Linked DNA regions of Homo sapiens: region 1 is linked to region 2. Evidence: chromatin contacts called from ENCODE Hi-C or POLR2A ChIA-PET data. All regions are on one chromosome and are shown on one strand. Each heading gives the region's core, a stretch centred on a gene start or an enhancer-like site at or near the end of the contact. The rest is flanking DNA. Distances are from core to core; before and after follow the strand shown.

Region 1 (2,700 bases), core at 154-2,653, 100 kb after region 2:
ACCTTGGCTCACTAAAACCTCCACCTCCCACGTTCAAGCGATTCTCCTGCCTCAGCCTCCCATGTAGCTGGGACTACAGGCGCCCACCACCACGCCCAGCTAATTGTTTTGTTTTGGTTTTTTTTTTTGAGATGGAGTCTCGCTCTGTCGGCCAGGATGGAGTGCAGTGGCGCCATCTCGGCTCACTGCAAGCTCCGCCTCCCAGGTTCACGCCATTCTCCTGCCTCAGCCTCCTGAGTAGCTGGGACTACCAGCGCCCGCCACCACACCCGGCTAATTTTTTGTATTTTTAGTAGAGACGGGGTTTCACCGTGTTAGCCAGGATAGTCGCGATCTCCTGACCTCATGATGCACCTGCCTCGGCCTCCCAAAGTGCTGGGATTACAGGCGTGAGCCACCACGCCTGGCCAGGATTGGTGTTAATTCTTAAAATGTTTGATAGAATTCAACAGTGAAGTGATATATACAATCATATACATATATAGAGAGAGACAGAGATGGACTTTTCTTTTGTTGGAAGTTTATTGACTATTGATTCAATTTCTTTATTGAAATTGACTTTTCTTTTTGGAAGCTAAAAAGTACAATAACTGTAGTGAAAGTTTCTGAACTTTTCTTTCATTGGAAGTTTTTTGACTACTGATTCTTTATTTGTTATAGGTCTATTCAGATTTTCTGTTTCTTCTTGAGTCAGTTTGGTCTCGCTCTGTCACCCAGGCTGGAGTGCAGTGGCGCCATCTTGGCTCACTGCAACTTCTACCTCCCGAGTTCGAGTGATTCTCCCACCTCAGCCTCCCCAGTATCTCGGACTACAGGCGCACGCCAGCATACCTGGCTAATTTTTGCATTTTTAGTAGGAACGGGGTTTCACCATGTTGGCCAGGCTGGTCTCGAACTCCTGGCCTCAAGCAATCTGCCCGCCTCGGCCTCCCAAAGTGTTGGGACTACAGGTGTGAGCCACCGCGCCCGGCCTTCAGCTACTCCATTTTTTAACATTTTGCCGCATTTGTTTACATCAAGCAATATGATAGAATCCCTAACCAGTTACTTTTTGCTTAAAAGCTGTACTAGGCCAAAACAAGCGAAGCACCCGTCTGTGTGAGGCAGCGGGTCTGGCTTACAGGCGGCGCCTCAGGGCTCGCTCCCCCTCCGAGCGGGTCTCACTCCCAGAGCGGGGCTCGCCCGGTGTCTGGCCTCCGAGGCCGTGTGCCCAAGTCCCCACCTTGTGCGGCACAGGCCCTTCCCACAGGGGACACTCACGGAAGCTGAACGGACCTTCCCACAGGAGACACTCACGGAAGCTGAACGGACCTTCCCACAGGGGACACTCACGGAAGCTGAACGGACCTTCCCACAGGGGACACTCACGGAAGCTGAACGGACCTTCCCACAGGGGACACTCACGGAAGCTGAACGGACCGACGGAGGTGGCGTGGATGAGCAGCAGCCGCCTGAGCAGTGAGGAAACCCCGCGGACAGCGCGGTAAGGACCCCACCCAGATTACTGGATTTCACCACCGGCCGCCTTCGATGGAGGAGTCCTCAGTCTCCACATCCGCACGGCACAGACGGAGGGGGGGCCCATGGGGCCCCAGCGATGAACCTGTCAGGGGTCCCCTGTACCCTGTAGGCCAGTCAAGCCATCCTTCCCAGCCCTTGCCCCGGGGGCTGAGCGCAGGGGAGGGCCCGGAAGGCAGACGCCACGGAGCCCGGGGCTTCAGGGGGGCGTGGGGCGGAAGCGGGGCCAGGGCGGAGGTCACGGACAGGGTCATCCGGACCCACAAGGAGTCTCAGCCCCGGGCCCGGCGGGAGGGAAGGGGGAAGCCAGGCTCTTCCTCCTAGGGCAGGGCCTGGGCTCCGGGGCAGTGTGACCTCCCGCCCCTAAGCGAGTCCTGCCTCCCCATGAGACCTGAGCTCCTCCAGCGTGGGTGGGAGGCGGACAGAGCCTCCCCCAGAGAAGGCCCTCCTCGGTCCAGCGCTCGGCCAGGACAGGCGCCAAGGCCGCCTTAAGAAATAAAACCAGCAGGCGCGGTGGCTCACGCCTGTAATCCCAGCACTTTGGGAGGCCGAGGCGGGCGGATGGTGAGGTCAGGAGATCAAGACCATCCTGGCTAACATGGTGAAACCCCGTCTCTACTAAAAAATACAAAAAAAAATTAGCCGGGCGTGGTGGGGGCGCCTGCAGTCCCAGCTACTCGGGAGGCTGAGGCAGGAGAATGGCGGGAACCCGGGGGGCGGAGCTTGCGGTGAGCCGAGATGGCGCCACTGCACTCCAGCCTGGGCGGCAGAGCGAGACTCCGCTTCAAAAAAAAAAAAAAAAAAAAAAAGAAAAAGAAAAAAAAAAAAGAAAGAAAACTCCATGATTCATGAGGTAAGACCTGGGAGCTGGCGGCTCGGTGCTCCGGTGCTGCAGAGGCACTCAAGGGGCTCTCCACGTTCGCCTTCCACGTTCCCCTTCGCAGGGACCGCAGCGCCTGGGGCACTTCGCCATGGGCTTGGCCGAAGTGGGCACTAAAGGTGCAGACTCGGTGGAGCCAAGGGGGGCAAGGTCAGCAGCCCTGGGGGCGCAGCCCTGGGGGCCCCGCCGTGGGCCACGCCCAGCGCGTCCAGTCCTCATGGCCGCGTCTATTCCAGGAATGGGGTCCTGGGGTTCGGCACAGGCCTGCTGGGGTGGTGGCCCCACATCTTGCCTGTGTCCCC
Region 2 (2,700 bases), core at 163-2,662:
CAGGGCTGTGGCCACGGGCCAGCTGGACTGTGAATATCACGGCATCCTCAAGGCCCCAAACCCACAGCCTGCTATTGAGACCCTTACTGTTTAGGCCCACGGTGGTGGTGATTTTGGATAGACTCATCCCCTTGTAGTTCTTGTTAAATCGGGTTTTCGACTGCTCCAGGAAGGTCTGAGGAGAGAGGCAGAGGCGAAACACATCAAGGAGGGGCTATACTGGCTTCCAAATATCCTTACTCAGGTCTGTTCTTTAAAAGACAGAAACAGAAACAGAGCAACACTCTGCTCTTCAGGAGGCTGGTGGTGACTATCCTGCCGTCTCAGGTGAAATTTGGCTTCCGTCTGGGTAGTGAACGTGCAGCTGACAGCACAAAACCGAAGGGGGCGCCGCCAGGCCGTGGGAAAGGTGCGCGCAAGGGCGTGGGCACTCACCGTCTTCCCAGCATTGTCCAGGCCCAGGATCAGGATGCAGTACTCGTCCTTCTGAAACATGTACTTGTACAAGCCCGACAGCAGCGTGTACATCCTGCCCTGGGCACCCCAACATAGGTCAGTGTGCAGCCAGAAAGCACCTCCCCTCCCCCGGGCTTCTCCACGGTGGTCAGTGGCGCCCCACGTCCAGCCGACCGCTCAGGACGAGAGCCTGGGGGCCATTCCCGACTCCTCGTCCCTCTCCCACCCCGTCCCTCTGTAACTTCTCCCAGGTCAGCCGCCACTGTGTCCTGCTCACAGCAATGACTGCGACCTCTCCGCATACACATCGGTTCCGGCCCCTCCCCTGCTCGCGGGACTACCCAGCCGGGTGTTCACAGTGAGCTCAGCCGCGCTCCCGCCCTCCCCCGAGGCTTCGCTCCCACGCTTCACGCGCGCGGAACGGGGAACACACTCGCTGCAGCCCCGCCTGGGCCACGGCACCCTCGAGCGCCAGCCCCGCGCCCCACCCGGGAGCAGCGAGCCACCGGCGCGCTCCCCAGGAGCCCCTGCAGGCGCCGGGTAGGGACGCCCCATCACCCCATTTCTTAAAACGGGGACGGCCCTGGGGGGAGCGGACTACAGGGCGGGTGAGCAGCGGCGCGGCTGCTCCTGGAGTGCACCTGGAGGCGGCGCGCGGCTGGCAGGGAACGACTGCGAAGGAAGAACCTGGGTCGCGGCCCCCGGCTACGTCCGCCCCAAGCCGCCGCCGCCAGGTCTGAGGCTCCCCGACAAGCAGCCAAAGCTGGCTCCTGTCACACCCGCGTCCCACCTCGAGTCCTGGGCCGCCCCTCGGGCCTCGCGCCTCACCGCACAGCCTGCGGCCTACCTGCGTCCGCCGCGCCCTCGGAGCCGCTGCTGCTGACCCCCGCTGACCTCCGCTGACCCCGCGCTAACCCCGCGCGGCGCCTGACGGGACGCGGGCCGGCCTCAGGGAATGAGCTGAACCGCGTCCCAGCGGCCTCCGCGCTCCGCTTCCCGGCTGCCCCCGCGCGCCAAGCACTTCCGGAAGCGGCGGCGCTCGGGAGGAAGTGCCGATCGGCTGCTGGGGCGAAAAGGGGGCGCCGGGCCGCTCTAGCCGGTGAGGCCGGCGGGCTCTCTGTGGCTGCGGCTGGGAAACCGCGCGGAGGAGGTGCCCGGCCGGGGACCAGGTGGCCGCGGTTTGCGGGGACGCGGCCCTGGCCAGACAGAAGAGACGCCGGGCGGGGGGGCGCGGCCGGCCTGGAAGGCGGCGGGCGCGGCGGGTGGGCTCGGCGGAGGGTGAGGCGGCGGGGCGCCCCGCGGGGAAGGGGCTCCGGAGTGACGCGGGACCCGGCTAGCGGCGAGCCCACGGCGGCTCGGAAGGGAAGCGCGGAGCCTGAGCGGGGGTACCCGGGCTGCGACCTCTGCGCTGGGAGCTGTGCCTCTGAGCCGGTGTCTCCCCGAGGGAAAGGGGACGTGCCCGTGCCCGTGCCCGCCCTCAGGCTGTGGGGTCGGTCCCGAGACGCGGGGCTCAGCTGGCTTCTCTTCTTGCAGCCCTGGTCCAGCGCCTCCCTCTCTCAGCATGGACGAGGAGAGCCTGGAGTCGGCCTTGCAGACCTACCGTGCGCAGCTGCAGCAGGTGGAGCTGGCCTTGGGCGCCGGCCTGGATTCGTCTGAGCAGGCTGACCTGCGCCAGCTGCAGGGGGACCTGAAGGAGCTCATCGAGCTCACCGAGGCCAGCCTGGTGTCTGTCAGGAAGAGCAGCTTGTTGGCCGCGCTGGACGAAGAGCGCCCGGGCCGCCAGGAAGATGCTGAGTACCAGGCTTTCCGGGAGGCCATCACTGAGGCGGTGGAGGCACCAGCAGCGGCCCGTGGGTCCGGATCAGAGACCGTTCCTAAAGCAGAGGCGGGGCCAGAATCTGCGGCAGGTGGGCAGGAGGAGGAAGAGGGAGAGGACGAGGAAGAGCTGAGTGGGACAAAGGTGAGCGCGCCCTACTACAGCTCCTGGGGCACTCTGGAGTATCACAACGCCATGGTGGTGGGAACGGAAGAGGCGGAGGATGGCTCGGCGGGTGTCCGTGTGCTTTACCTGTACCCCACTCACAAGTCTCTGAAGCCGTGCCCGTTCTTCCTGGAGGGAAAGTGCCGCTTTAAGGAGAACTGCAGGTAAAGCCCTTTGTTGTCAGATGCCAACCTTAGGGGCGTAAGGGGCACGCACACAGGGTCGGGTCAGGATCGGCCCTCCCTTTGCTTTGCAGTTTTGTC

The links. Hi-C counts contacts between places; a loop is a spot of excess contacts on that map. ChIA-PET counts read pairs that join two places held with the same protein, here RNA polymerase II (POLR2A). Pooled maps may share reads with other maps.
Region 1: a map of K562 shows a loop between it and region 2 (5-fold over the local background). The contact joins the promoter of ZBTB46-AS1 here to the promoter of ARFRP1 in region 2. A Hi-C loop is called at or near these places in 9 of 168 maps with a recorded cell type or tissue (CD4-positive, alpha-beta T cell, CD8-positive, alpha-beta T cell, K562 and 3 more), 23 of 37 single-sample maps with no recorded cell type and 16 of 50 pooled maps. POLR2A ChIA-PET finds 5 or more read pairs at or near these places in 5 of 52 experiments (CD8-positive, alpha-beta memory T cell, H1, Panc1 and 2 more).

What each region holds. Positions count from the first base shown.
Region 1 is chr20:63,806,673-63,809,372 of GRCh38, forward strand. ZBTB46-AS1 (ZBTB46 antisense RNA 1) reads left to right here and starts at 1,404. Exons shown (of 3, transcript NR_110081.1): 1 at 1,404-1,483. All of the region lies in intron 1 of ZBTB46 (zinc finger and BTB domain containing 46), which reads right to left.
Region 2 is chr20:63,706,564-63,709,263 of GRCh38, forward strand. It overlaps ARFRP1 (ARF related protein 1), which reads right to left and starts at 1,413. Exons shown (of 8, transcript NM_001267547.3): 1 at 1,304-1,413; 2 at 436-534; 3 at 88-175. The coding sequence starts at 528. It overlaps ZGPAT (zinc finger CCCH-type and G-patch domain containing), which reads left to right and starts at 1,476. Exons shown (of 7, transcript NM_181485.3): 1 at 1,476-1,555; 2 at 1,990-2,601. The coding sequence starts at 2,018. RefSeq lists enhancers at 479-538, 1,401-2,361 and silencers at 689-738, 829-1,068, 1,489-1,548, 1,589-1,748.